Regions from separate parts of the Homo sapiens genome. Here region 1 is linked to region 2. A link is an interaction called in ENCODE POLR2A ChIA-PET data of the cell type or tissue named here. Cell type or tissue: A673. All regions are shown on one strand. Each heading gives the region's core, and the rest is flanking DNA. Links, peaks and the distances in the headings are about the cores only.

What was found. Peaks named below come from ENCODE experiments on the same cell type or tissue, not always from the same donor. Only the 100,000 strongest peaks of a DNase experiment are listed, where the experiment ranks them.
Region 1: POLR2A ChIA-PET joins it to region 2 with 5 read pairs; 2 of 35 experiments call an interaction of 5 or more read pairs at or near these places.

Annotation. Positions count from the first base shown.
Region 1 is chr19:30,609,461-30,625,016 of GRCh38, forward strand. It overlaps a transcript of ZNF536 not described here. Among named protein-coding and RNA genes, the nearest start is that of ZNF536-AS1, 53 kb to the right of the region's middle. In A673, for the core only: no CTCF peak of the experiment used is centred there; no DNase peak of the experiment used is centred there.
Region 2 is chr19:30,504,195-30,519,750 of GRCh38, forward strand. All of the region lies in intron 2 of ZNF536 (zinc finger protein 536), which reads left to right. Among named protein-coding and RNA genes, the nearest start is that of ZNF536, 140 kb to the left of the region's middle. RefSeq lists an enhancer at 7,840-9,161. In A673, for the core only: no CTCF peak of the experiment used is centred there; a DNase peak (open chromatin) is centred at 8,737.

The DNA of each region.
Region 1 (15,556 bases), core at 5,381-10,380, 100 kb after region 2:
AACATCTTTGAAGTTCTGTTTTTGCAGCTGGCAAATGAAATAATTTTTGCCATGGCTCTGACATAGCTATTGTGAGGGCCCAAGAAGATGTGGTAAAGAAAAGTGTTTTCTTAGCTGTAAAGTTTTGAAATAATTAAGAGGTTAATGGCAGTGGCCTGTAATGAAGCTTGTATAGTTAGGTTGGCCATCAGTGTTGTTCAAATGTACACTATCAAACAACTCCGTGCTTCAAGACATTTGTTTATTCATTTATTCATCCATCCATCCATCCACCCATCCATCCACCCATCCACCTATCCATCCACCCATCTACCCATCCATCCATCCATCCATCCATCCATCCATCCATTTACCTACCCATCCACCCATGTATCCATCCATCCACCCATCCGTCCATCCATCCACCCATTTATCCATCCATCCATCCACCCATTTATCCATCCATCCATCCATCCATCCATCCATCCATCCATCCATCCATGCATCCATCCATCCATCCACTTATCCATCCATTCATTCAACCATCCACCCACCCATCTATCCATTCATCCATCCATCCATCCATGCATTCAGCCATCCATCCACTCATCCATCCATGTCACAGATATTTATTGAGAATCTACTACATGCTAGGCACTGTGGAAAGACAAAAGCACATCCCCAGCCCTCAGAAACTTCTTTCTAGTGGAAGTAACAAGCAAGGATAGTGGATGTTACAATGCCTTACAACACATTTTCTCATTTTTTAATGATAAAAATGTTTCTAGTTTCCTTAGATCTAAAACATGGACCTAAATGATAAATGCCTTTTGTGTGGTGTTGGGACAGGATAGGGTGTGACGGCAACCATATTTCCATCTGGCAGGGCAGTTCCAAGAGGCTGGGAGAGCTGATACTTCTTCACATGGCAGGCTGGGCTGGCACATTTGGGGATTACTTCAGATCCCCCTTGGTGGCCAGTCCTTGTGGGGGTCTCCCCCTCTGGGTGGGGGAGGCTAAGTCTGTGGATGGCTGCTCCATCAGCAGGTGCTATTTTAGGACTCCCCATTGGGCTGATCCTGGGGTGAGGTATTCCCATTCAATTTCTGTTTGAATCAGAAACAGAGTGGAAGCTTAGCCGTCAAAAGAGGAAGAAATGGATCTTCATGTCATCTCAAACTTTTAAGACAAACTCAGTTTCTAGGCTTACATTCCTAGAACATACCTTCTCCACTGGCCACCCATTTTGTTTTCTTTTAAATGTTTCCCTCTGAACCAAGGACAGCCCTGTCACCCGACTGTCATTGCTGCAGAGTGTGTGTGTGGAGGCGGGTGGGGGGGATGAGGACTCAGACATGCAAGGCCACACCCAGAGAGAGCTGCTTCTAGCCATGAGAAGGAATAGCATGCCCATGTTCATGCATTCTTCAGAAATTTATCAAAATGTAGCCTCTACCAAATGGAGCATTGTTTCTTGAAGAAGCTCTGTTATTTACCTTCACAGTACCTGCCAAACTCGAAGAGCTTGGAGGCAATCATTCGCTCAGTTGTGGCATTTTTGTTGAGGGCTTACCATGTGCTTCCAAGTCTGGGCTTCCCTGCCATTTTGTGTGTAGACAACTTGTGGAAAATAGGAAGGTCGTTGTTAGGATAGGGTTAGGAGAGGGGGAGACCAGAAGAACCCGGAGCCATTGGGAGTCCTTCCAAACCCTCTGGGGGTAGAATAAGTGACCTGTTCATTTGACATTGCAGGGCATCTATCCTCCAAGATGATGGGAAGCAGGAAGGAGTCTCCTCTCTTCCCATCCCTGTACACCCATGCCACTGTCATTAAGGCAGTGGCAACATATGTGGCCACAGCTGAAATCTCAAGTGAGGGGGAGCCCTGAAGTGGGGGACCTCAAAGCCACTCAGTTTGCAAACAGGCATCCCAGAAAAGCTGCCCTTGGACCCCTCTTATACTCCTTATTATATTGCATTAAAACCCCCTGCTCTGTTCCATTGATAAAGACAGAAATAAAAGGTGTTCTTCCTAATATGCAGTCATATGAACCATATTTGTTCACTTACCACATAATCCTTAATTACTTCCATACTTTTATGTATAAAGAGCTTTGACTGCATTTCTGAATATGTAGTAAACTGGGTAAACCAGAAGTCATTCCTCTCTCTAAATTTGGGCAATCTGGGTAGGGAAGGTTTAGCTTTAGGGTTGGTGACATGGCGCGTACTATTTCTGCATAAATTTCCTTGGAGTCATTGATCCACTGAGTGTCAAACAAAATGTGATACCCACAAAATTCATGTATGACCCTGACATTTTTCCAGTACTTAAAGTAATTGCCCTTCTGTTTAATAACAGTGTTTATAAAATTACTTTCTGATTGGCTAGGTCCATGGAACACTCGTGTCAATATCTGCTGCAAATATATGCCTGTGCCCTTTGGACTTGGTTTTCAAAATAATTTTCATCTCTTAAGCGTGGATCAGTGGCAGCCCTGGGAGTTAGGAGTCAAGGCTCCTGTGCACGGATCTTTTGCTGTTTGGTCGTGGGCATTTTGGAATTCTCATGGCAGCTTCCTGGGTTTGCACACTGAAGTGAGGATGGGTCTTGTGTCCTCTGTGATTTCTGTATCTTTCTAAAGGGATTTGAGATTATGAAATGAGCAGCCCAGCTTAAGGATTTGGTGCTCCCGAAAGAAACATCGTTTCACTCTTTTATTGAGTTTTATGCTCTACATTTTACAGATTTAGAAATGGGAAATTGTGAATGGGTGATTCGCTATCCAAGATCAATTAAGTGGAGAGGAGATGGTGGTAGGATCTCCCCTGTCCCCCCAAATCCAGTAGGGTGTTGAGACTCTTGGATATAAGTAATTAGATTTCAGGCAAGCTCTCAAGCACTCTTGGGACTCCATACCCAACATTTCTATCCCCAAGTGACTTGCCTGACTTTGCGGGACCATCACCTCTTTACCAACCAGAGGAAACGGGGTGCCCACTTGATTCTCACTGAGGTCTCTGGATATGGAGATACCATGGAGAGAGGAAAACACGGCTTCCCATCTTAAAATGAGGCTGAACCAGTCCCAGGGAAAAGATCCATGTCGTTGGGATTTTCCATTTTGATGTAATGACTTGTAGATCTGTTAACTACCTTGTATCTTTTATGATTTCTCCCAGTGGGACTTCCAGGAACATTTTTTAAAATGTACCTTTTCAACTTTTTATTTCAAAATATCAGATTTTCTAAAAGAGTTTAAAAAGATAGTATGAGGAGTTACCTCATCCCCTTTGCCTAGGTTCCCTAAATGCTAACGTCTTACCTTCCCTTAGTTCAATGATCAAAACTGGGAAATTAACTTTGATGCAGTATTACGAATTAATCTATAGACCTTGTTAAAATTTCACCAGTGGCCCACTAATGTCCTTTCTCTGGGCCAGGGTCCAATCCAGGACTTCATGTTGAATTTAATTGTCATAGCTCCTTAGCCTCCTCCAACGTGGGGCGGTTTCTTCGTCTCTGTCTTTCATGACCTTGACATTTTTGAAGAGTAACAGTCAGTTACTTTGGAGAAAAACGCTCAGTTTGGATATTTGCCTGCTATTTTCTTATGATTAGATTGAAGCTATCAATTGTACCAAAGATGCCATGGGACTGATGTCACGTCCTCAGTGCATCCGGTCAGGAGGAACTTGAGGTGATCTTTCCTTACTGGTGATGTTAACTTTGGGTCACTCGGTTAAGATAGTGTCCTCCAGGTTTCTCAGCTGTCAATTTTTTTATGTTTATTTTTCCCTTTATGATGAAAAAGCATCGTGTGGGCAGATACTCTGAGACAACACGGGTCCTTTTTCTTTTCATACTTCTGCTCACTAACGTTTATATCCGTTGGGCGATCTTGCCTGTAACAATTATTATGATGATAGTCCAACTGTGATTTTTCTATTTCCCTCAATCCTACATGTCTTAAATTCAAATTCTTCTGTAAAGAAAAGCTGTTCTTTCTCTCCTATTGGTTATTCATTTTGAAAAATCAGTGTAGATGCACTGATATTTATTTTATTTGATGGGTTATAAATCCATGACTGTCAATATTTTGTTGCTCAAATTGTCTCAGATTTGGCAATTGGGAGCATCTTCTTCAAATTTGGTATGCCTCCATCATTTTTAAGCACTCAGGAAGTGTTTTTTGTTTTGTTTTGTTTTTACACAAGCACATAACTAAAACTGTACCAAAAGGTACACTTGTATAAGAAGAATTGAGTCTTTCTCTTACTCCAAACTCAGCCTAACCAAATTGAGCGACCATAGATAATGAGTATATTTTAATACATTTTAATACAAATATATGCATTAATTTTTAAGCACAGATTGAAACACATCATATTTGCAGTTCTAGACTTTGTTTGGTTCTTTTATTTATTTATTTATTTTTCTGAGACAGTGTATCACTCTGTTGTCCGGGCTGGAGCGCAGTGGTACGATCTTGGCTCACTGCAACCTCCGCCTCCTGCGTTAAAGCGATTCTTCTGTCTCAGCCTCCCGAGTAGCTGGGACTACAGGTGCGTGCCACCATGCCCAGCTAATTTTTGTATTTTTAGTAGAGACGGGGTTTTGCCATATTGGCCAGGCTAGTCTCGAACTCCTGACCTCCAGTAATCTGCCCGCCTTGGCCTCCCAAAGTGCTGGGATTACAGACGTGAGCCACTGCACGTGGCCCTGTTGGTTTTTCATCTGTATATTGTGCATATTTTTCCACCTCTTCCATATTTTTGTTATTAGGTTGTTGCAAAAATAATTGCGGTTTTTGCCATTGCTTTTAATGGCAAAATTAATAATAATTGTGGAGATTTCCTAGTTCCTTTGTAGAGTTCTACTCTTTTTAGAGATCTACTATAATTTACTTAACCATTACCCTGTTGATGAACAATTTGATTATACATAACTATATATATATATATTCTCTCTTTCATAACTGGCCACCTTTAAAGGAAGGGCAGTGGGGACTGGGCGGGGGCGGGGGAGAGAGAGAGAGAGAGAAAGTAGGTTTCTGTAGAACAAATTCCAAGAAGCAGGACTTCCCAAAGATGGAAACCTTTGCCCATCTGATAGGTTTCTGATTGTTTTTATTTGCATATCTTTAATTATGAGTGACATTGAACATCTTTCCATATGTTTAAAAATCATTTCTATTTCTTTCTCTGTGAATTGACTTTTCATCTCATTTGCCCATTTTTTTCCTATTGAATGATTTGTATCTTTCTCACCAATTTGCAAGAGCTTATTATATATTAAGGAAATTAGCCCATTTCTGTCATTTATGTTGTAAATATTTTTCCCGGTTTGCCATATGCCTTTTGATTTTGTTTATTTTTTTATCATAGTGAGGTTTTAGGATTTTTATGCTTAGATTTATCAGTCACGTTATGGCATCTATGACGTGCTTGCTCCTTGATTTTATATTAACCCCATGTTTTCTTTTATTCTCCCCCTTTTCAATTTTTTTTTTTTTTTTTTTTTTGAGGCGGAGTTTCGCTCTGTCGCCCAGGCTGGAGTGCAGTGGCGCGATCTCGACTCACTGCAAGCTCCGCCTCCCGGGTTCACGCCATTCTCCTGCCTCAGCCTCCCGTGTAGCTGGGACTACAGGTGCGCGCCACCATGCCCGGCTAATTTTTGTATTTTTAGTAGAGACGGGGTTTCACCGTGTTAGCCAGGATGGTCTCGATCTCCTGACCTCGTGATCCGCCCGTCTCGGCCTCCCAAAGTGCTGGGATTACAGGCGTGAGCCACCGCGCCCGGCCTCAATTTTTGCTTTTAGATCCTTAACCATCTTCCTTTTATTTTGATGTAAAAAGTGAATTAGGGTTCCAGTTTTATTCTTTGTGTCCTTTCTCCAACCCAATGGCTAGCCAATTGAACCAAACACCATTTATTAAATAATTCTTCTTTATCCCACTCATTTAAAAGCCACCTTTATTATTTATTAAATTCTCATGTGAGTTTACCCTAGTTCAGTATGCTCTATTTTACTCAATTGACATGTCTGCTTTTTCTGCACCTGTTTCAAACCATATCAATGATTTTGCAATTCAGTGTAGTATCTGGTCAGGCTTATTCTTTTTTTTTTCAGAATTTTACTATCTAGTTTTGTATTTATTTTATGTGATATTTAATCTTATTTTAAAATTATATTCCCCAGAAAATGCTCCGTAGAATTTTTCGGGGGTGGCAGGGGGAGGAGAAGGTAAAAAGCTACATTAAGTTTATAGATTTATAGGAAGAATTAATATTGTTATGACTTGGAGTCTTACGTCTAAGAGCAAAATAGGGCTTCCTATTTATGTTGCCCAGTCATTCTAAATAATTGTTCCTTATTTAGCCCCTAAATTCATATTGAGGTTTATTTCTGGGTATATTCTCTTCTCTCTCTTTTCTCCTCTCTGTCCCTCTCTCTCTGCCTCTCTATCTCTCTGTCTGTCTCTCTCATTGTATCCCATTGTAAATCAAATCTTTTTCTCGATCATGTTTTTCTAATTGGTTATTGTCTGGGTTAACTTAAACCACTGATTCTTGTATATTCATTTTATAACCAGCCACCTTGTTAAATTTTCCTATTGTTTTTAACATCTTTTTTCAGCAGGTTCTCATAAGTATTCTGGTATGGAGTCATATCTTTTTGCAAATAATCATAACCTGCTCTTTTTTTAAACAATTTTAGAATTCATGCTTCTTGCTCCTTTTCCATTGCAATGACTAATATATTTGAGAGAAATGCGCAGTAAGAGTGGTGGAAGTGGACATCCTGTCCCTGACTTCAGCGTGCATGATTTCAGCATTTCAGCATCGAGCATCTGGTTGTATGCATGTTACAGAAATATCCTTCTATGACTATTTGGTTGATTGTTTATTTGTTTTAATCAGGGATTTGTGTTTAAATTTATAAATGCCTCTTATGGAATTTGTGGAGATGATCAAATATTTTTCTCTGACATAATATTAAAATAGTGAATCATATTAATAGATTGCCTTATATTAAAACCTCTTTTTATTTAAGGAAATAACCCTATTTGATCAAGGCCTGTTATTCTTTTTAATGTACTACTGCTGCAATCTCCTTAAAAATGTTATTTAGAATTTGTTATTTGCATTGCTGTTACAAAGCATGATTGATTGATTTTTAATATTTTCGTCAGGTTTGATAACCATATTATATCACCTTCAAAAAAAGAATTTGGAAATTTTTCTTCTCTCTTTTAGCTCTTAGAGAGTTAAAATAGCATGGGTGTCATCTGTCTTGAGAAAGACTGATAAAATTAACCTGTGAAAACACCAGGGCCTGGTGCATTTTTGAGGCAGCTCCCTGAGAACTCTTTCAATTATTTTTTTCATGGTCCTTGCCCTGTTTAAATTTTTTCTCTCTCCTCTGTGGTCAATTTCGGTAACTACCCTTTTCACAAAAAGGCATTAACTTAATCTATTTAAAGCTACTTGCACAAAATTAAATATTGTGTTATTTTATATATATTATTTAGTGTTTATAGTTGTATCCATGTTACTGTTTCTGATTTCGTGAATTTGGGCTTCACAAATTGAAGATACTTGGTTCCTCGTTTTCTATATTGTGAACTGAATGTTCATTTCACCTATTTTCTTGCTTTCTTATTGAATAGCCTCCTTTTTTATTTTTATTTTTTTTTTATTTCCATGGGTTTTTGGGGAACAGGTGGTATTTGGTTACATGGGTAAGTTCTTTAGTGGTGATTTGTGAGATTTTGGTGCACCCATGTCCCAAGCAGTGTACACTAAACCCAATGTGTTGTCTTTCATCCCTCACTCCCCTCCCACCCTTTCCCCACAGTCCCCAGAGTCCACCATATCTGAATAGCTTACTTTTTTTTTTTTTTTTTTTTTTTTTTTTTTTTTATGAGATGGAGTCTGACTCTGTCACCCAGGCTGGAGTGCAGTGGTGCAATCTCGGCTCACTGCAAGCTCCACCTGCCGGGTTCACACCATTCTCCTGCCTCAGCCTCCCAAGTAACTGGGACGACAGGCGCCTGCCACCACGCCTGGCTAATTTTTTGTATTTTTAGTAGAGACTGGGTTTCACTGTGTTAGTCAGGATGGTCTCGATCTCCTGACCTCGTGATCTGCCCACTGTGGCCTCCCAAAGTGCTGGGATTACAGGCATGAGCCACCACACCTGGCCTGAATAGCTTACATTTTAAGGATTATATTCTCCCTCCTGTTATATCTTTAACCCCTATGCCACACAATTTTTTTAACCAGAGATTCTGCAATTTCCCTTTCATTTCCACTTTATCCTGAGTAATTTCTATCTTTAAAAAGTTTTTAAATGTTTTTTGTTTTGTTTTGTCTTCTATTTTAAGAATTAATATCTAAATCCATATACATCCTACACAGAGACTGTTGGCCTATCTGTCTTAAGCATGGTTCTGTACTAGAATTCCATGTGAGCAAAATGTGGTCTATTGCGTTTTATTCCACGGACAACAAAAAGAGTGTTTGTTTTCTATTTTAAGCGAATGGAATTTTGTGCATCTCTATTGGCTTTACTGTATACATTGTGCTGTTTATTTCTTCATATGCTTCCTAGTTTTTAAGTACTTGATTAGCGATGAGTTAAAGTCTCACTATTTTGTTTTGGTGATTTCTGCTTTTTAATTTCTTACTTTTTGTATTTGTTTTTGTTTTGCTTCATATTGTTCTTTGTGAATTTCTTTAGTGTATAATGCCCCACTTAGGTAATTGGGTCTTGTTCAATTGATTGTTATGAAGTGTCTCTTAGTCTAGTTAAACACCTGCCTTAAATTTAAACTTAACTGATAAAATTATCAAAATCTTTCCTTTTTTCTTAGTATGTGTTTGTGTTCTGTCTTTGCCAATCATTACAATTCTAATCTTTCTGATTCACTTTACCTTAGATGAGTTAAATAGACAGCATAATATTTTGTTTTCCTTTCATCATCCAATGAAATGGATATATCCGTTTCACTATACATACATCCAAAGAAAAGCATATTTTTATTAATAGATAAGATTGGCTTACTTATACTTATTGATGCAAAAAATGTATTTGGTTCTAGTTCTGTGATTTTACATTAAATCTTTCTTTTGTCTTTCTTTTGTTTTTGTCTTATGTTATCTGAGCTTTCTTTGTTTTATTGTGTATGTACTTGTATTTCTCCATTAATAGTATAGAAAAGTTGTTGCATTTTAAATATTCTAATAGTTACCTTTGTATATTTTCATAATACTCTCAAATCTTTTTGTTGATTTATTACTTTTTGTTTATTTTATTTGTTCCTTGTTTTAATATGGAATCCATAGGATTCTTTTTTTTTCCTTGAAATCTAAAATGCTCCAGGATTTTCTAAGACTCTGTTTTTCAACCCAAAGTCTGCATTCCTTTATTTGAGGATAGTTTTCTTTTATTACATCTTTGGGGTTTTGTTACTTTTTTGGTACAAGTTTAAAAGTGCAGTTTTGTATAAATTCTTTTTGTATTTGTATAAGTTTAAGGATGTATACATTTACAAGTGCAGTTTTATTACATGAATATGCTATGTAGTGGTGAAGTTTGAGTTTTTAGTGTAATCATTGCTGAAATAATGTACATTGTACCCACCACGTAATTTCTCATCCCTAACCCCCCATTTTTTGTGTGACTTTTCAAATACTCTTTTTTTTCGGGTGCACTAGTTATGTGCATGTTGAATTCTGTTTGTCTTGCTTATCTTTTTTTTTCTGTCATCCATTTTAGTTTTGGATGTTTTTAAAACTTTATTTTGTTTGATTGGTTTGATGGGCAATGCCTTCTCCTATGAACTTCAGATACTAATTTTTTCTTGCCTCTTTTGTGATGCTTAGCATTTGCTACCTAATTTGAGAGTAACTTAGGTACATGTCTGGATCCAAAATGAGATTCAGCTCTGTGAGGTCAGGAATTCTGTCTCCTCCATGGTGCCAAGCAGCAGACCAAGGTCCTCAAAGCAGCTCAATATATGTTCTTCATTAGAACCACAGTGTGTGGCCTTCAGCCAGTGTTGTCCCCAGAGAAGGGAGAGAGCAATGAGGGATGAAGTAGAAAGAGGAGACTTTTTCAGGACAGGAGATCCTGCAGGGGCCACAAAGGCAGGAATAGCAAAGCCCAGAGCTCACCGACTCACATGCACACCCCCAGTATTCCACATTCCATTCTGCTTTTCCCTGTAGTATTTTTCACACACATGTGATCCACTTATTTCTCATGTCTGTCTATATTTATTAATTCCCTGCTCTTCCTTGCAGGAAAGCAAGCTCTGTGGGGGACAGAAATTTTTGTTTGCTTTGCTAATTAGTACCTAGATCAGTGCTTTGCCCATAGAAGGTGTTCAGTAAATATTTTTTGAATGAACGGAAGCCAATAGGTGCCAGGCAAGTGACATGAAAGAGTGATGTGGACTTGATATTTACATACATATCTGTTTATTGGGCTATTCTGCTTTCACGAGCAAGAGTATTTTGTTGTATCTTACTTAAAGCATGCTGCCCCACCATCTCCCTTTTCTTTTTTTCTTCCTCTATGCTTTTTTTTTTTTTTGTAGTGATAATTTAGGTACACAAAAGGGTTCCTTTACCATAATAACAAGAACACGTTTAGTGCAAGAATACATGCTGGCTGACACTCAGCCAGACTCTTAAGGTACAATAGGGAGTGGTGGGGACTGTGGAAAACTGGAGAGCAAATGCCTGGCCTCAAGGGGCAGCCTCTGCTCTCTTCCTGTGGTGCTGCCATAAGGGAAAGCTGGGCCGGTGTTGCCACAGCAACCTGTTTTTAAAATAAAGGTTCTGGGTCTTCATGTGAAACATCATTACTGCTAAACGTTCACTCAAACATTTTTAAAACACACACACACACACACACACACAAATACAAAACAATGACAAAAAAACTAACCTTCTTTGGGTCAAGATCAAATAAAGCAAGCTGGGTCCTGGAAGGGACAGTGGAACTGCCTGGTGGTGACATTCACCCAGATGGGGAATGGAAGTCCTGCAGGTTCCGGTGATTCCTGGCTTTTCCTCCTGCCATCCAGGGGTCTGTGGGCACCCTCCCTCCTCTGAGACGGCCTCTCTCCTGGGCCACTGTGCAGAGTCTAAATGTCATCCCCATGTGTTGCAGTGGTGGCTCTGGAGACATCGGGGTGAGCTGTCTAAAGGGGTGTCAACTCATTGGACAGGGTATAATTTCAGTCAACGTGTTCCTGTCTTATTTTAGTTCAACATCATTTCCCAGTTGCAAACCTTTTGAATGACACACGAAATGCAAAACAACATAAAAGGTCCTCCCTCCGGCAGATCTGTGTCCATGCAGAACTTTAATTATTCTTTTTGAATCCTCATAATAATGTGCTACCCCAATTCTGGCAAAAAAAAAAAAATTGAAAAGTCTGATGGAAAAGATTTGTGTCACCTGTACTAGGATTCCATTTTATTTTTTATAATAGTCTTTATATTTTTAGAAGTGCTGAACAAAAGGAAGGGGCTTCTAATCAAGAGTATTCTTTAGATACAGAGCATCAGACAATATTTGTGATAAATAGAAAATAACTGCTCTGATAGTCTTCTGCGGTGACATTTAGAATATCACGTTTGTCTTTAGGAAGTATTTTTAGTCAGATTTGAAGAACAGCATCTAACATACTTGCTTGGCAGGGAAGGGGCAGGTGGCTATGTTTAGTAGTTTTGAGATACTAGATTAAAAAACAAAATTTTCACCAGGAATGAAGCAGTTAGGTATTATTAGACTTTTTTTCCCCTTTTAAGAGCAGCAGAGGTGTCTCTCATAGATCATTACAGATGCTTCGAAGGTCTTTCTGGAAGTAACTGACCTTCCTTCTCACATATCGTGCCAGAATTTTCATTCCAGAGTTTTAGAAAGGGGGTGTGGCCTCTCCATGCTGCAAGCTGGGTGTACAAAGCCCAGCTCTTCTCAGTGGGGGGACTCAGAGGCTGAAATCAAGCATCCTTTTTTTCTCTCCAGACTCATCAAACAGTCCATATTAGATGAAATCTGAGCCCAAGAGAGCTCCATTTTCTTTGAAAGCTATGCAGGGTGGCCTCCAAGCGCCAGACCTAAAAACAATATCTTTAAAACTGCCAGCCATAATTCAGTGTGATAAAGTAACTATGTTTTTGTTTTAAACCTGAGAACATGTAAAGTTACAACAGACATAAGCTGGGTGAGGAGCAGCCGGGTGGGAGCCGGTGTCCCACAGGCTGGGTGGATGCCGTGGGGCCCTGGGGCCAGCATCAGGACATAGCCCACTGGGATTCAGCTCTGCAGCTGCTTAGAGGCCGGGAACCTCACAGCGTCATCTGAAACCACCTGTGCTTCTAGGTCTTTCTCTCTCTTTCAAACCCTCTCCTCTTCAGGCTTCTTTCCTTGATTAATTTGTATTTTAAACGAAAACAGTTTGAAATGGTCCCCCAGACAGCGTGCAGTGCCCTTCAATTCATATCCGCACTCCTCAAAACAGAAGATTAAAAATAAGTTTCTGGCTTCTGCACTTAAATGGAAACCTTTAGTAATCAAAACTAGCTCACCATCAACTTCCCGGCTTGAAACGTCCATTTCTCCTGCTGATGCAAGAGAGAGAGTTAGTTATTTCCATTGGCTTTCAACTGACCCTTAGGCAGATGGGAAGAATGGGTTCCCTGTTATTTATTTGGGTGTTTTGGGCAATTTGCTGTACATAAAAGCTCTAAATATGGCAGCAGCTGATATTGCCCCAAAGAAGGAGGTTAATAATGTAGATTTAAATGGTGTTTAGCAAAAGCAAAATCTCAGAGACATCAGCAAAGTTCAAGTGTCATTCAGAGTCTATGAACCAGCAGTGTTTAGGGGAGTTCAATTTTCCTTTGGTTTTTGGGGGACAGCCTAATGCACCAAGTGCCATCATGTCCCCCCAGGGGCATGTTTGGCTTGGGGCCATGGCAGGGCCTCATGCCCACCGGTGGGTCAGAAGTGGCCGTTCTGGATGTGTTGTTCGAAAACCTAAGATTTGGTGCCTTGCTGGAGTCGCATAATAGACAGCGTCACTTTCACACCTCTTAAAAGTCTTTTTAAAAATAGTCCCTCTAGCAGGAGGCTTATTTGGGATGCTGTGCTTTACACCTCTGTATTTTCAGACTATCTGGGGATGCTTTTTATATATGTTGTTTTACCCTCAGCTCCCTGGTTCCCCGCTACGCAGCTGTAGGTTGAAGGCCCAGCTTTGGGAGTCACCAGGGAGACGGGGAGGTCAGATGTTTGGGGTGGTGCTTTGGGGAGGAAAAGCAGGCTGCTGGCCCTGACAGACTCACCACCTGCAGGCCACCTCACCGGCTGCCTGCGATGTTGGAACCCCAAATACCTCACTTCCCTGACCTCCTGTATCCTCCAAGGCAGACAACCTAGGAAGCCCCTGCCCCATCTTGGACCCAGAACCCACTCCTCCTAGAGTTTTTTTTTTTCTTTTATCTCTGTTAACAGCAGCTCTCTGTCCTTCTGGTTTTTTCCAGCTAAAAATCTTGTGTTTTTTTTTTTGTTTTTTTGTTTTTTTGTTTTTTTGAGATGGGATCTTGCTGCATCACCCAGACTGGAACACCAGTGGAACAATTGGTGTCATTCTTGACCCTTCTTTTTGTCTCCTACCCCATATCCATTCCAACAGCAAATCTGCAGACTGCACCTTCAAAATACAGATAGAAAGAATAGCCTTTGCCATCTCCTTATCCACCCTGCCATGAGATGGGCCTAGACCAGGAACAGCCCTTATTTCGTTATCAAACAGAATCCTAGCTGGTCTCCTGGCTTCTTCCCTGGGTACTATTTTCAGCACAGTGGTCTGAGTGATTCTCTTAAATGTTGCATTAGACCTTGTCACTGCTATGCTCAGATTCTTGGGGGCTCCCAATGCCTCTAGAGCCAAGGCAGTGGCCAGCAATCCCCATGCAATCTGGCTTGCCACTATGCCCTGGCTTTGAGTCTTGCTATCTCTTGGCTCTCTGCCTTGCTCAGTCTGGTCTGGCCACACTGGCCTCCTTGTTGTGCTCAGGCCCAGCAGCCTCCCAGGGCCTTTGCATGGGCTACAGCCTCTGCTGCTACAATGACTTCTCCATGCATAATTGCAAGGTTGGTTTGATCCCTCACCTTTTCTGGGTCTTTGTTCCACTGTAGCCTCTCAGTGAGGCCTCCCTGAGTCCTCCTATTTAAGATTTGGACCAGCCCCATCCTAGAATTCCCTCTGCCTCTTTCTGCTTAGTTTGTCTCCAGGCCTTTTATTACTGTTTGCATGTTACAGAGCTGCAAATGTTGGGGTGTTATCTGTTTTGTTTGATAGTGGATCCCGTAGCACTCTGAATAGTGTCTGGTACTGGAGGGGCCTCAGTGCATTTTGTATAAATGAATGAGTGAATGACTAAATGAATGAACAGACTGACTCTACAGAGTCCCATGTTTCATGGGTTAGAGAAGTGGTGTCCTTTATTGGAAATGGGCTTCGGAGTGATTCTGGCTGTGTGGTCATGACTGCTTTGTGTGACTTCTCTGCCTCTCCTTCATAAATGACTCAAAGAGGTCCAGGACTTGTCTGGCGTATTGTGGGGTGTGTGGCACTCTGGGGTGTGGGTATGCCTTGGGAGCCCTATAATAGCATAGTAGTCAGGTGGATGGGTCCAGGCTCAGCCGTATGCCCATGTGACCCCTGGTTGCTTGGCCCTCCAAGTTGACCCCTCCTGTTCCCTCCTGTCTTTCCAGACCCACCAGGTTTCCCACACAGGGTCATCTATGAAAGCTTTTAGCATCTGTCTCCATTCCCACTGTGAGGACCTGTGCCTGTTTCTGGAATCTAGAGCCTGCCTTGAGCCTCAGGGTGCTGCCCTTACCTCATCAACTGCTAGCTCCCCTGGGAATCTGAGCCCGAGCCCAGAATGATCTAACAGTGTTGGGAAAGCCCTTAACACATGCAGTGATGGCTTCCTAGGTAGTAACACTTTTATGATCATGCCATGTATTCTTGATTCTGAGCTACCATCACCTATATAATGGGCCATCTTTGGAAGGAAAACAATAAAAAGCCTGATCTCTATTGTAAAGTGCATTATTATTTCAGGCTTGTTCAGTTTTAAATATGTCTGGAGTCTTGGTGTTGAGGATCTACAGAAGCTTGGGTTTGTTAGGGAGCAGGGCTGATTTGGGCTCAGCCATCAGGGTGTGTCCTTGGAATACCAGGTGATATGGTTTGGCTTTGTATCCCCCACCCAAATCTCATCTTGAGTTGTAATTCCTATAATCTCTACATGTCAAAGGAGGGACCCAGTGAGAGGTGATTGGATCATGGAGGCAGTTTCTCCCATGCTGTTCTAGTGATAGTGAGTGAGTTTTCATGAGATCTGAGGGTTTTATAAGTGTTTGGCAAGTTCCTCCTTTCCTCACTCTTCTCTCTCCTGCTGCCTTGTGAAAAAGGACATGTTTGCTTCCTCTTCTGCCATGATTGTAAGTTTCCTGAGGGCCTCCCCAGCCATGCAGAA
Region 2 (15,556 bases), core at 6,280-11,279:
ACTATTCTTCCCTCCCTTCCTTCCCTTCTTCTTTCCCTTCCTTCCTTCCTTCTTGCCTGCCTGCCTTTCCTCCCTCCCTCCCTCTATCCCTCCCTCCCTCCTTCCTTCCTTCCTCCCTCCCACCAGCCTCCTTCCCTATTTTCCTTCCTTCCTTCCTACTTCCTTCTCCCATTCCCTCTCTCCTTTCCTCTCCTCCTTCCTCTCTCCCTCCTTCTCTCCTCCCTCTTTCCTTCCTTCCTTCCTTCCTTCCTCCCTTCCTTTCTCCCTTCCTCCCTCCCATCCTCTCTCCCTTCCTCCCTCCCACCTTCCCTCCCTTCCTCCCTCCTCCTGCCCCCCTCTGACCCACTCATCCTCCCACCCTTCCTCCTTCCCTCTCTCCCACCCTTCCTCCTTCCCTCTCTCCAACTCTTCCTCTCTCCCACCCTTCCTCCCTCCCACCCTCTCTCTGGCCCTCTCACTCTCCTGCCCTGTCTCCCTTCTTTCCATTCTTCCTCCCATGAGTACCCACCCACTGAGCATCTGCTTCTTGTCAGGTATGTTCTGGGCTCCTCGGATTCAGGCTGCTGCCCTCATGGGGTTTGCATGCCTACTCTCCCCATTTTACAGCAAGGAAGCCTGAGACCTAAAGAAGCTGTGACCTGGGGCGCCATTTCCGATGAGGATGTTATATGATCCGCAAAATAAGAACACACAGTTTCCAGAGAAAGAAAAACAAATGGCCCATATGCAGATGAAAATATTTTAACCTGACTAGTAATCAAAGAAAAAATTCAAAAGTTGTTTTGGTTTACTGATAGATTGATTTGCTCCTCCAACCCAACAACTTATGAGATTGATAACAATGAGTATTGTATATAAGGTTGGGAGAAACCAGACACTCTTAGTCCGCCCAGTAGCTGTTTATATTTATACAAAGTTGAAGAGTAATTTGGGAAACATGTCAAAAGCCCCCCAAATAAGTGTCTGCCCATTGTTTCAGCAATTCCCTTTTTATGAAATTATTCTCTCTATATATTATATTATTATGAGATATGTTAATATTTAATATATTTATTAATATATAATACATTACATATTATATACTAATAAATATTCTATAAATATATGTTATAAATTTTAATGAATATTATTATAATATATATTTTATGATAATAAATATATATTATAATGATATATGAATGTATACTATATATATGGTATAAGATATATTAAGATATGAAATATCTTATATAGTTATATTATCTCATACCTTATATAATAAGATGTATCATCAATAATCTATATTATTAATCTATATATAATATATCTAATGTATATTAGATAGCCAAAGATGTTTGACCAAGGATATTCACTGAGACTCAGTTTATAAAGAAAACATTTGGAAACAATTTAAATGTACTTCAGAAAAGAATCTGTTGAGGAAACTATGACTCCTTTACTGTGGAAGTCTGTAGTTTTTGAAAACGATAGCATAAGTCTGTATGTTTTTGACATAGAGTCTTACTTTGTCACTCATGCTGGAGTGCAGTGGCATGATCTCGGCTCACTGCAACCTCTGCCTCCCTGGTTCAAGTGATTCTCCTGCCTCAGCCTCCCGACTAGCTGGGATTACAGACATGCGCCAACGCACCCGGCTAATTTTTGTATTTTTAGTAGAGATGGGGTTTTGCCACGTTGGTCAGGCTGGTCTCAAACCCTTGACCTGAGGTGATCTGCCCTCCTCAACCTCCCAAAGTGCTGGGAGTACAGGTGTGAGCCACCATGCTCAGCCAAGATTCCCAATTTTTAATCTCTTCATCTGTTGATTTTTTTTAGAAAATTTTCTTTAATTTTGTTACTTTATCTTTATAAATAATATAAATATTATTTATATAATGAAATACAAATATTCCTATTTACAGCAGCAGGTAGAGTATGATTTCATTTATGGAAAATGAATATGGAATTATGGAATATAAATATTCCTATTTATATTTCATGATGTATTTTCCTTGTTTGTTTCATAAGCAGACAGGAAACCTGGCATAAAAGCTCTGGAGGGCATTGCCCTTCCCCTCCTGATGAGATTGGGTGGTTGATGACTTTTCTCTATGTCCCTAAAGTTGCCCCTCTAGTTTCTTTCAGAGGATGTTCATCTCCTTTGACAATGATTCTTGAAGAAACAAACAAACAACAAAATCTAAGCTAGTTGACTAGGAGAAGCCACAGGCAAGAAGTCCTTCTTGGTGTGGTAGTAACAAGCCCATCTCCACTCAGCTGCGCTGTTTGAATGATGCTGTTCCCCAGTTTCATATTTCTTTTAGGTCCCTTAACAGAGACTTCTAGGGCCCCCTTTGTGCTGAGGCGAGGGGAGGTTCTGCCCTGGGGAAAGACCTGCCTGGGAATGCCCCCACACTGTGGACATTGGCAGATCTTGCACAAAGCGGGCAGGTTGTGGGGGTGTGGGGTGCATGTGCGCTGGACCCATAAACCATCCTGCAGAGGAGAAACCTTTCTTTCCAAGGACGGTCTGCCGAGCTGATTGGGCCTCGAGTAATCCACAACTAGGTTTTATTTTGATCCCTTTCCCCACAACAAAAATAGCTTCCTTGTTTGGGCTTGGTTTAACCTGATTATAAAACTAATGTGTGATCATTGCAGAAGGGTATAAGCCAAAGATCCATGTAAGGAAGGAAAATATCAGTCTTAACTCTTTTGCCCTGAGATAATCATTCTTAACATTTTGCTTTATATCCCTTCAGGCTTTTCTATGAAAAAACTACTTATCTAAATATCTTTTCATTTTCACAAAAAGGGGGATCGTAGTATACAAATTGGTCTTGTGATCTGCTTTTGCCACTTAATACCCTGTTAGTGAATATTTTGCATGTCAAAAATACAGACCTGGCTGGGCGTGGTGGCTCACGCCTATAATCCCAGCACTTCAGGAGGTGGAGGCGGGTGGATCACCTGATGTCAGGAGTTTGAGACCAGCCTGGCCAATATGGCAAAACCCCGTCTCTACTAAAAATACAAAAATTCTCTGGTTGTGGTGATGCATGCCTGTAATCCCAGTTACTTGGGAGGCTGAGGCCTGAACCCGGATGGCAGAGGTTGCAGTGAGCCGAGATCCCACCACTGCACTCCAGCCTGGGTGACAGAGCGAGACTCCATCTCAAAAAAAAACCAAAAAACAAAAAACAAAAAACTGGGAAACTTGAGCTAGAAGTTTATGTAGAGAAAGTTGAGAAAAATAAGATTAAAAAGAATGCACTTTAAAATAAACTGTTAGGGATAGTAAGACAATGAAATACAATAAACCTTTTTAAAAGCAAACAAAAAAGCAACTTAAAATAGGGAGAGACAGAAACTTAGAGTTTGAAAAAGATTAAAACTTGACAGTGTTCTAGTTTTAAGGTGTAAAGAATAGAGAAAAAGGGTTCCAAAAACATATCTAAAAGGTATTTAAAAAGGGAAATGAAACATTATAAAAGAAGGTTAAGAGATTACTAGAAGATAAGGCAAGTCAAAGGAGAAACAATCAAGACACCTTAAGTTGGAGGAAGCTAAAATTATACCAAATATAAGTATCTAAAGCCAAAATATTATGACTATTTTAACCCAGTAGGCACAAATAAGAGACAATCAGGCAGGTTGTTCAAGTGTTTCATGCGCATACGTGATGAACCCAGAATTGCCCATGCTTTTTTCTTTCTCAGGTATTATCACATTTAGTTATCTGAGTAATTATTTGATTAATGGCTTTCTTCCCCACGAGACTTCAAGATCTGTGAGGGCAGGATCCTTGCCTGTTTAACTTAGGAGTGATGAATGGTAAATATATGTTCATTAAATGGAAGAATGAGTGAGGCCTCTCCCAGAACTCGTTTTCCATGGAACAGGGCCTGTGGCACTGTGCCCCAGCAGTCTGGAAAGGGAATTGCTCAGCAAAGGGGATGGGGCTGTCGGCTCCCCCTGCCTCACCAACCACTAGAGCCTTTTACCATTCACCGATTGCCCATGGAAGCTGAATTATGACCCCAGGCTTGCAGGGGCTTATGGGAAAAAGGGCTATGAGAGGTAGAAAGCCACCATCTAGGCATGGGGACACCCTTGGGCTGCCATTGCAGACCCCTGCCTGAGTGGCTTTGGAAGACATTCTGGAAGGGAAACAAGGGCTATGGCTGTAGAGGATGGGGAGGACCTTTCTTCTGGTCACTCTCCTTCATTCTTCAGTCCCACTGCCTGGGGTATGACTGGGACCAGGTCAGAAAAGGACCCCATTCTGCTGAAAAGGAAACTGAGCTGCCACATGGTGAATGACAGATGTGAGGCAGGTTTGATTTAATGATCCGGGCCATGAGACTGTGAGTCTTTGCGGCCCACAGAGAAGGCTGGAAGGCAGCAGAGGGGGGCCAGGTGGAGCAGGGAGCCCTGGTTTAATTTCTAAGAGGCCTACAACAGAGCACCTAGGTGCCCTAGAAAATGCGTTCACTGACAGCAGTGAGGGTACCTTCAAAATTCAAGTCCTATCTGCCCTACCTCACCACACCAACCAGGAAATTAAACAACCATGGTGCCCTTCCTTAGTGACTACATTTGTGGGTGTGGGCACCGTGGTTCTTTTCTCTTTTCTTTCTTTCTTTCTTTTTTTTTTTTTTTTTTTTTTTTTGCGTCAGGGTCTTGCTCTGTCACCCAGGCTGGAGTACAGTGGCATGATCATGGCTCACTGCAGCCTTGACCTCCTGGGCTCAAGCAATCCTCCCACCTTAACCTCCCAAGTATCTGGGAGCACAGTTGTGTGCCAGGCAACACAGGTGACTAATTTTTAAAAAATTTCTTGTTGAGATGGGGTCTCATTGTGTTGCCCATGCTGGTCTGGGGCTCCCGGGCTTGAGTGATCATCCTGCCTTGACTTCCCAAAATGCTGGGATTACAGGCATGAGCCACCATGCCTGGCCTCAACTGTGATTTTAAATGGTGGGATTGAGATTTTTTCCAAAAGTAACTGAACCAAGAAGGCCAGAGGGACAAAACTTGCAAATCGAGTTATATAATGTATACAATATGTATAATATATATAATATGTAATGTATATATTATGTATAATATACAATATGTAACATATATTATACATACATATATAACTACGTATGTATAAGATATGATTATAATTACATATGTATTACACATACATATATGATATATATTATATCTTATACATACATAATTATATGTATAACATATTATAATATATAATGTATGCATAGTATATAATTTATATATAATATCTGTATAATTTATGTATAATATATAGCTATATAATATATATTATTTGTGCATAATTTATATATAGTAACATATATTTATATATAATTTTACTGTGTATATTTAAGGCACACAACATGACATTATGGGACATATATAGATAGTAAAAAGGTTACTGTAGTGAAGCAAATTATTATATCCATCATCTCAAATAGTTATCCTTTTTTTGTGGCAAGAGCAGCTAAAATCTAAAATCTAAAATTCATTTAGCATGAATCCCACAATCAGTACACTTTTCTTACCTACAGTTCTCATGTTGCACATTTGACTTCTAGACTTGTTCACCCTACATATCTGATCCGAAGTACAATGGCTATTAACTACTTCATCAGGGGAAGAAGCAGAAGTTGGTGGAAACTGTTGAATCGTGAATTTCTTTCTTCGTTTTATAGCTGGTGAAATTCCATGTTCCTGTGGTGGGTAGTGCATGGCAGGAGCCGAGATCTTGTTTTATCAAGATGAGTGGGCCTCACAAACAAATGATTTCATTCTGTTGAAAGGCATTATCACTGCATCTGACATGAAAATATTGTGGGGGGAAATTAGAAGTGGAAGTTTATAAAATGGAAGTGTCCGGGGGCAGCCTGCATTCATATCACCGAAACTTCAGCATAGCTTTTTTTTTAAAGATAGAAATTTTGCCCACATATACACTAATAAAAATAAATCTGTTTCCGATTACTAACTATGCAGCCAGGTGCTTGTTTGTTATGAGAAAGGCATGTTCATTAATTTTCAGCTATGAAAAGTGCACTGTGCCATAAATATACAATTCAAAATGTACTGCTGATAAATGAATACGCAGATTGTTAATGTGCCAGAGAGGGGTATTAGGCATCCAGCACAAGGCAGACAGGTACCCAGGTGATGGGGCTGGCACTTTCAGACCTGGCGTTCCAGCAACCACCTAGCCAGCCTCTGACAGTCTGTGCTCCTGTCTTTGGGAGGAGTTTGCACAGCCCCTCTTTGGGAGGCTTCAACTTGCCCTGTTTTCTCTTTATTGTGGCAGATTGGGCAGTGATAGCTTTAGGGAGGAAGGCAGGTGGCAATGAGTTGCCCGCAGAGGCATTCTACAGAGACGCGGGGATCGCTGCTTCCCTCCTTCATGATGGGTCAGTGCTCCTCGATGTAGAGTGTTGGCCATTGACCTCTCCTCTATGGTTGCAAGGAAGCAGACATCAGAGCTTCCTGGAAAGCTAGAAGTAGGTGGCTCTCAGCCCAGATGCATCCTCACCTCTCTCCAAGGAGAAGGATATGTTCCCACTGTAGTTATCCTCATCGCCTTGGACTGGGAGACATGTCCTGCCTTCCCTCTTTGAATGCCGTCACATCAGAAGAGTGACATCTTCTTGTCCCCGACCTGAGATGCTGATCAGCATTGTAGCTTTGCATCCTTGGCAGGACCTGTGTCTGCTGCCATGAGTCTGTTGCCCGGGTCAGGCGTAGAGTGGGGATGGATATCATATCTCCCATTTGGCCTCCTCAGAGGCTGAGCCCTGGCTGGAGAACAAAGGAAATAACACTCTGAAGTGTGGGTGGAGTACAAGGATGACCATCACCACTTGAGATCGTTTCAAGCATCTTCAGTTTTCAGAGCCTGAATGGAGGGGAGCCGTGGGTAAGATGGGCTGCTCCTGGCAGAGCATCCGGAAGGTGATGTGGCTTGGCGAGGCTTTTTCCTTCCTTCCCCCACCAGACACCTTGCCCAGCTCTCAGCTCCTGCTCAAGAACTCTTTTCTCTGGTTCATCTCTCGCAGCTTGGGGCTCCTGACTCCTTCCCTTGTCTGATAGAATGTCACAGACCCCCAATATATTTTGTTTACATTAAAAGCTAATGCAGCTATGACGTGAAATTTTAATTTATACACAAACCATAAAAAAGCCTTCAGGTTCATGAATTCCTGATGAGGCAGAGACTAACAGTATATTTTGATATGTTTACAGTTTATGTTTTCCACTAAGAATATCTAGTTTGTGGGTCTGTCTGGGGTGCTAGTAAAAGAGGGGAAGGAATGGAACGAATTCAAGCAGTTGTCTCAGCCTTCATTGTGTCTGCGGCCATGGCAGGGTTTGAAAGCATTTTCGGGTATGAGCTGAAATTTGTTGTACTGCTTGGTGGTAAACAGACACGTAACTCACCCCCACAGCAGACATTAAAGTGTTACAAATTAACATACACATGTAAAATTTTAAATATAATTAATTTAGCAGATAGGACCTTGCAGTTGTCACATTATTATTTAAGTCGGATGCTTGGGGTGGCTCAGAGCTTACATGGGTGGGGTAAAATGCAAGGAGACCGTATGCACGTTAATGACAAGTTAACTTGTGTCTAGTTGAGACAATCACGAAGAATTAAACAAAGCTTTTAGAGGGTTTCTGGTGCTATTTATCCTTCCCCTCCCTAATTTTCATAACATAGATTTATAAAGGAAATTAGAAATGAGGCAGAGTCCATAAAGGGTCCTTGGAGGATAATCCATACATTTACATTAAGTATAATTCGATGTATCATCTACGTGCAAACTTTTGTCTGCAAAGCATATGGCAAAGCTTTTATGGATATACAGACTTTTATTTTAAACTTAAAATGATGAAAAGTTTCTGAGCTTCAGGATCCTCTTACTGGTGACTGGAGAAATTGTTGATCACATTTTTAAAATTCAGAGAATTAGAACCATAAAATATACTGCAAAACACAGAATTTAAAATGGTTGTTTTTCCAATGCCTGCAAAATTGTTTTATTAGGGGACTGCGGAACACCTGCCTTAAAATGTCGTTCAGAACATCTCCCGAATGTCGTTTTCCTTAATTGACTTGGAAATGGCCCAAATGTATTGCTGAATGCAGTCTAATTAATATTAATAATAAATGCCATTATTAACATCAAAGAACATCTGGTGCTCCTGTTTACTCTGAAGCCTTATATGTAACACATTTTGTGGCTGTTTCATCTTGCAAACATTGTGCAGTAAACAGTTTTTGCCATGCAGGTCAAAACAGACCCCTGTCCAAGCATAATGCATTATATTTAAAAAAAATCAAATATTTTCTTTGGGTCACATTCGTTGCTGTGATACGAGTGTGGGTTAGAGGTCCCTTGAGTAAACCATTTTGAAAAAAAAAAAAAGTGCTGCTCCCAGCATCTGTACATTGGCTACATTAGAGTTTTGTACAATAAATCAACCACTGAATAACTTTAATCTAAAATTTCATTAAGTAGTTCTTGTCAGGTAGTAAAGCTGGATAATGCAGTGCTGTTTAATGATAATTGGTGTTTGGTTAATAAATTCTGCAAGTTCGAATTACTTTCTAGCAATCTATAGAATGCAAGCCTCAGCAGTGTAACTAAACCTCAAATTGATTAACTTGCATGAACCAGGCGTTCACAAAGATGGCACTATTCCAAATAAAAAAGAGAACAGCGCATCAGCCGGATGGTGTTATGTTGCTCTGGAGTAAGGAAATAAATCCCCTCTGGGTGCATTTTTAAAAGCTTATGCCTTTGAAATGATGTCATCATATTTTATTTTTTTTTCTTTTCTTTCATATTTTCTTTATATGTACACACACTTAGGTCACCAGTTCACAAGACACGTGACACATTAGAATAATGGAAAGCATTTTTTTTATATCATAGAATCAAAACCACAAAACAATTTAGCTGGAAAGTATTATTGAAAGGGCGCCATTACCAGCAAGCTGCTGCTCTCTAGCAATTAATGGAAGCAGGGTGTGGCTAGATGAGGGTTTGCTGTTTCCTTCCTACATCTTGTGTGCGCAAGAAAATAAAATATAAGAGCCATTTGCAAGTGAAATCAGCGCCTAGGTTCTTGGAGTTGCGCTTAGGAGTCCTACATCCCAGGTGCAACGACCCTGCAGGACAGCAGGCACCTTTTTCTGGTGGGATTTGTATTTGGGATGGACATATTGGATTAAGTGCATGAATTATGTTGATCTTCTCTGTGCCCCCAACCCCGGTGACTCCTGTGACATTGGTGTCATTCAATCAGCAGTCTGTAATAGTTCCAAGTTAAAAATAACATTTATTAAATGTCTTGTAACACAAGAATCTGGTCTATGATGAAGAGAGGAAAACAAGGCATCTAATATCAGAAGAAATGAACCAGGCTACAACAGGGACAGACAGGGAGGTGTGTCTACCAGGTCCTCCACTCTAGACTAGAGTTGAAGGGTGGATGGAGGATTTACCCCAAATGTGGGACTCCAGAAACACAGCTCCCGGTGGTCACAACCAACTTGTTTTGGAGGTGGAGCAAGGTCCTGGTGGGAAGATTGGTGGAAGACCAGGTGCTTGGGATGTGTGAATGCTAGAACATTCTCCACCAAGCTGTTTCTTTCTCCCCTGCAGATGGGGGGATTTTGAAGGATTCTGAGACCCTCAAACTCAGGGCTGAGCAGTTTATCAGCATCTGTGTGCACTGACTGGTGAGGGGCACGTTGGGTGCTGTGTGGGACACACGAGAGCCCATTGGCTTTCTGTGTGGGGGAGCAATGCACCAGCTCAGTGAGACCTGGCGAGCCAGGTCCTGTTTCTACCTGCCTCAGAGTGGTCCTTGACCCGTGGCAGGCTTTGCTTTGCTTTTGAAGCTGAGCAGATTGTGCCAAATGGCGTATGTTTTCAAAGTGATTCCCCTAAGGAGAGGAGCACAGACCTCAGACACACCCCTTCTACTAGCCTCCATAGATTATTCAATTGAAGCAGTTTGTCCACATCCAACTGGGTGGTTAGGGAGAGGTTATTCAATTTACTCCCACCCTCAAAAAAATCAAAAAGTCTGTTTTCACCCTGAGCCTCCCCTTAATCTCGTTGATGTGGCAGGGGTGGCATGCTGGGTTTCGCATGCTCTCTTTCTGATTGGTTTTCTGGTAATTATTTTACAATGGTGGTGTCTGGAAGCCAGAACCCCTGGGTCCTGCAGGGGGGTCAAAGAGACTCACAGGGAGATGAGAAATGGTGTGACTGTGTTGGAGCAAAGAAAGATGACCAAGTAGAAGAGTGACCAGTAGACGGGAAGACCCAGTGTCCCAACCTGCAGGAGGACCTTACCTCTCTTTTCCAGGACTTTATGCAGCTCTTCTGGTGGCTTTTCTTGGGGCATCAAGACCAGCTTCTTCTGCTTGATTCCAGAGGGCACCACCCCTACCCCACCATACCTGCCCCTCCAGGCTGTGCTTCCATGCTGCATGCACAAAGCACCTGTCTTGGCCTCCACATCCAGAAACTCTTCTCATCCCTTCATCTCCATATTGTACTTGCAACGTGAGGACCCCTCATTGTTGACTCCGGCTCTGGGTAGCTTGCAGAGCTCAGTATCAGGAATCCAGTGACCTTGACTCCAGTCTGCTCTGTCCTTACTAGCTGTGTGAGCCTGGATTTGTAATTCAACCTCTGTAAGCCTCAGTTTTCTCATCTGTACATTGGAGATAATAAAACTCTGTGGCCCAGCGTGGTGGCTCACACCTGTAATCCCAGCACTTTGGGAGGCCGAGATGGGAGGATCATTTGATGAGCCCAGGCGTTTGAGACCAGCACGGGCAACATGGCAAGACCCCATCTCTACAAAAAACACCAGAAAAAACTAAAAATTAGTTGGGTGTGGTGACTCACACCTGTAGTCCCTGCTACTTGGGAGCCTGAGATGGGAGGATCACTTGAGCCCAGGAGTTCAAGGTTAGAGTGAGTTATGATCGTACCACTGCACTCCAGCCTGGGCACCAGAGTGAGACCCTGTCTCAAAAAATAACCCAAAATATAACAACAACTTCTGCCCCAAAGGGCTGTTGTGAGGATGGATTTAGACAATGCTTTGAAAGCACATAGAATGTGCTCGATTAATGTTAACTGCTATTGAAGTAGTTATCGTTTATGATAAGAGTTCAGATTTTATTATTATTATCACCATTACTTTTAGTATATTTATTTTGCTCTCCCTGGTGCATGTGAAGCGCCTTCAGGATAAAAACCTGAATCATCCTCATGGGAAGTGTCCCGTGCTGTTAGGACAGAGTAGGATCTCAGACAGCGCTCTATGATCACAGCAGCAGGAAGGCACCTCAGGAAGCCATTGGTAAAACACAGGGGCTTTCTCGGTCTTATACCTTAGCCAGAAATCCACAGTGGACAATATAGAAGCAGATACAAAATTGTTCCTGGCCTTCCTCTTCTTAATGGAATCTCCCAGAAGTAAAATAAGAATGCCCATTGCTCTAGGCCAGGCGTGGTGGCTCACCCCTATAATCTATAATCCCAGAACTTTGGGAGGCCAAGGTGCACAGATCACCCGAGGTCAGGAGTTCGAGACCAGCCTGGCCAACATGGTGAAACCCTATCTCTACTAAAAAATGCAAAAATTAGCAGGGCGTGGTGGGAGGTGCCTGTATTCCCAGCTACTCGTGGGGCTGAGGCAGGAGAATCGTTTGAACCCAGGAGGCGGAGGTTGTAGTGAGCCGAGTTCATGCCACTGCACTCCAGCCTGGGTGACAGAGTGAGACTCCATCTCAAAAAAAAAAAAAAAAGAAAAAAAAGCAATAAAGAAAGAAAAGAAAAAAGAATGCCCAGTGCTCAGTTGAGAATCCTACATAGGCCCAGAGATTTATCCACAGAGAGACAAGGGCAGAAGGGAAAATTGGGTGGACATGTTTGCTGTGGTCTAATTGCTCTAAGATGAATGAGGACCATAGAGAGAACTAGGTACCTCACCACAAGATGCAAACATCAGCCAGGAAGGACCCAGGTGCCTCCTTTGCCGTCCTCCGTCCTCCTGGGCAGCTTCTCCCTGCACGGACCAGCCGGCCTGGTGTGTGTCTCCACGGCACTGAACCTGTGCAGGGCAGGCTCTCCATGAATATTTGCTGGCTGAATGAATGAACTCAGGGGCAACAGGAAAAGGACAACGTTCAAGCCAACACTAGGGACATAAACTTAAGTGAGACAATGAGGCCAGAAAGTCTAAAGTGTTTTCTGTCACTTGGTCAGATCTTTCTTTCTCCTTGAAGAAGCCCTATGAAGAAAGCCCTGGAGGAGATGATAATGGCGCCTTTCACCACGGAAAGGTCAACCCACATGTGTTCATTGAGTGACTCTGTGGGCCAGCCCTTCGCTCGGCTCTGTTGATGATTACGAGACAGGCAAACCCACGGGGTACTCTTGGTAAGTAGGCTGGAATCAAAACACATGAGAAAAATTAGTGAGCATTCCAAAGCAGCATGTCATTGTATAGAAATGTTCAGAAAAGGTTTAGAGACGGAGTGTGCCGGGAGGCCAGGCGAGGCTTCGTGGCGGCAGTGGAAGTGCGAGGCTTCGTGGCGAGGCTTCGTGAAGTGGTGATGAGAAACGCTTGAAAGGCAGGGAGGAGAAGGTCGGGCCTTCTAAACTTGGAGAAGATAGGGGAAGGCCAGGTGTGGTGACAGATCCCAAGGCCAGTGCAGCAGTGAAGAAATGTGTCACTGTCCCCTTGGCTCAGGCCCAGCCACCGAGTCCTGGGACGTGATCTTTACATCGCCTGGTTCTCTGGTTGATCCATCTTTCCCTCTGATCACTGCCCTTCCTCCTGGGGCCTTTTTGAAATCTGACTCAGGTTCTGAGCACACGTTTCAGCATTTCTGGATGCAATTTGGTATCATAGCGAAGAATCAAAGGGTATTTGCTATCACTTGAAAGTCTGTTTCTCTCCCTCTTCCTCTGAGTACCTGACCCCACAATCATCACTGGCTTTGAAATAACAGACCCATCATAATTACGAGAATTAGTCTGGAGGCTTCTGCCTTATTTGCCTAACTGAGATTATTAAGGCCGTTTTTAGAGGTGGAAAGGGCTCCCAGGATCATCTCGGCTGAGATGGCAAATTCAGAGAGATGCCTGCAGGGTGGGGGCCAGCCAGGTAGTGAGGGTGGGGAAGGGGCCCGGTGGGGAGGACGCATCCACTGCCCAGCCCATCAACCCTTGCTCTTTGGGCCCATGGGCTCAGCATTGGGAGATAACACAGTTTCTCAGGAGAAGCTGGAAATGCTGACCATGTGTGAGTGAAATGTCCCAAATTTGTATATGTTAAAAACAAACTTATAGCCTGCGTGACATAGTGAAATCCTGTCTCTACAAAAAATTTACAAAATTAGCTGGGTGTGGCGGTGCATACGCCCCAGCTACTTGGGAGGCTGACACGGGAGGATTGTTGGAGCCCAGGAGGTCGAGGCTGCAGTGAGCCATGATCACACCACTGCATTCCAGCCTGGGCAACAGAGCAAGATCCTGTCTCAAAAAAATAATAAATACATACATACATACAAACAAAAAAACAAATTTAACACATGAAAACCCTGTGTGATTAAACCTTTGCATCTCAATTAGAGTCCTCTGCCCCCATTCCATGATTTGGGGGTGCAAACAGAAGCCCCGAAATAGGAAAGGACTTGGGCGAGGTCATTAACGTGGTGGGCACAGCGTGTACCTACCCCCTCCTTTGCCAGGTCCGCAGAGTTATCTACAGAGGTCAGTCTAGCACCCTCCCATTAGCCTGCTGCTTGAACTGTCTCCTTCTTTCCAGAAACTTCTGCATGCCAGTGACCAGATCAGCCTCTCTGTGGCTTTGAACCCAGGGTGCAGAAGCCTGATCCAGTCAATGCTCCAAGCACGGTCCAGCCATCACCTCGCAGCTGGCCCTGTCACCTCCTGTTGCAGGCGAAGGGGCAGCAGCAACCTGGCAGCCCTGGGCAGCTGGCAGGAAGGGCCAAGCACTTACGAAGGGTAGCTTCAGTGTTCTTACAGGGTATTAAAGGAATACAGCGAGAGTTAATGCAAAACTCCTTCTTTGACTTAATTTATTATAATATATGTGGCTAAAATGTAGATCACACTGCTGTGTTGGATCTCCGTTTTGATTCCCAAAATTGCAATCATGATAGTGGATTATAACCGTGCTCTAACACATAGATGAGGAAATGTATTCCTGTGCAATTTTCCCCGAAGGAGAAGTCAGAGGATAAGGGGCAGGAGTTTTGAATAACCTTGCAACATTTAGTTGTCTCTCTCAATTATAGGATAGAAATTAGCATCCCAGGATGATGTGCGTGTGTACGCAGCACCGCTTTGAATATTAGTGCAGAAGGACATCTGAGGGAATGGAGAAAATGATTTTCCATATGAAAGAAAAAGTCACTGGTATCGAATCGAGCAATGTGATGTTGCCTTTTATTCAGTAAGTGCCTACTATGTGCTGGGCACCTAGCTAAAGGTTGGGGGTGCCACCGTAAACCAGACAGACCACAGGTTTGCCATGGAAGTGAGCCTTAGCAGTCAGTGTTGGGTGATGCCCAAAAAGGAGTGAACCAGGGCAGAGGGATGGGGGTGCAGGGATGGGGGAGCTATGGGAGAGCCTGGATTGCAGGCTGAGGGAAAGAAACATCCCGGGAGCAGCACGCAGATGGGAAAGCCAAGTTTGCTTCCTTGTTCTGGTGGTGCGTGCAGAGCATCCGTGTGGCGGGATGCCCCCAAGAACATACATCTGGGCGGACTTTCTCCTCAGGCCCAGAGACTCAGCAGAAGTACCCAGGCAGAACGAACGGCCTGAGGTGCTGCCCCAGGGCCTGGACTCTGCAGTCTCCACCAGCAACGGTTCAAGGCCAACACCTGCGCAGCCTATCGCGTCCCAAGGTTCTGTTGGCCCAAATCAAGCCACCTGCCTCCCCCAGCCCAGCTCTGGGGTGGGGCTCCCAAGAGCCACCAGCCTTGCTGCAAAATAGGATTGAATTTCTGTGTGGATGTCGAGCCCTGGCTGGGGCAGGTGTGGACAGGGAAGGGCCCTGTGGCAGGAGGGACTGGAAGCTTTGCACAGCACCTTGGGGCAGGTGAGGCTGGGAAGACCAAGCTGACTTCTCCTTGCCCTCCACGGGGTTGTGCTCTGGCAGTGGGAGCCCTGCACTCTCTCAAGGAGAGCCTGGAGGAGCTGCAGTCTGCAGCTGCAAGAGGAGGGGGCTGGACTGATGGACCACAAGGGAATGGAGCCCTGGGATACCAGACACCAGATTCCCCACGTCCAGCTTTCCTTCCTGGAGAGAGCCTGTGGCAGCCTGTCCACTCACAGACACAGGCCACCTGGACCCACTGCCAGGCCCCACACCCTGGAAGGGCAGGTCAGAGGTGGCTAGTTATGTACTTAAAAGGAAAAGGCAGACTTCTTAGATTGCATGATCATGGAAGGGTGGCCAGCCCTCCCCAACACCATTCAT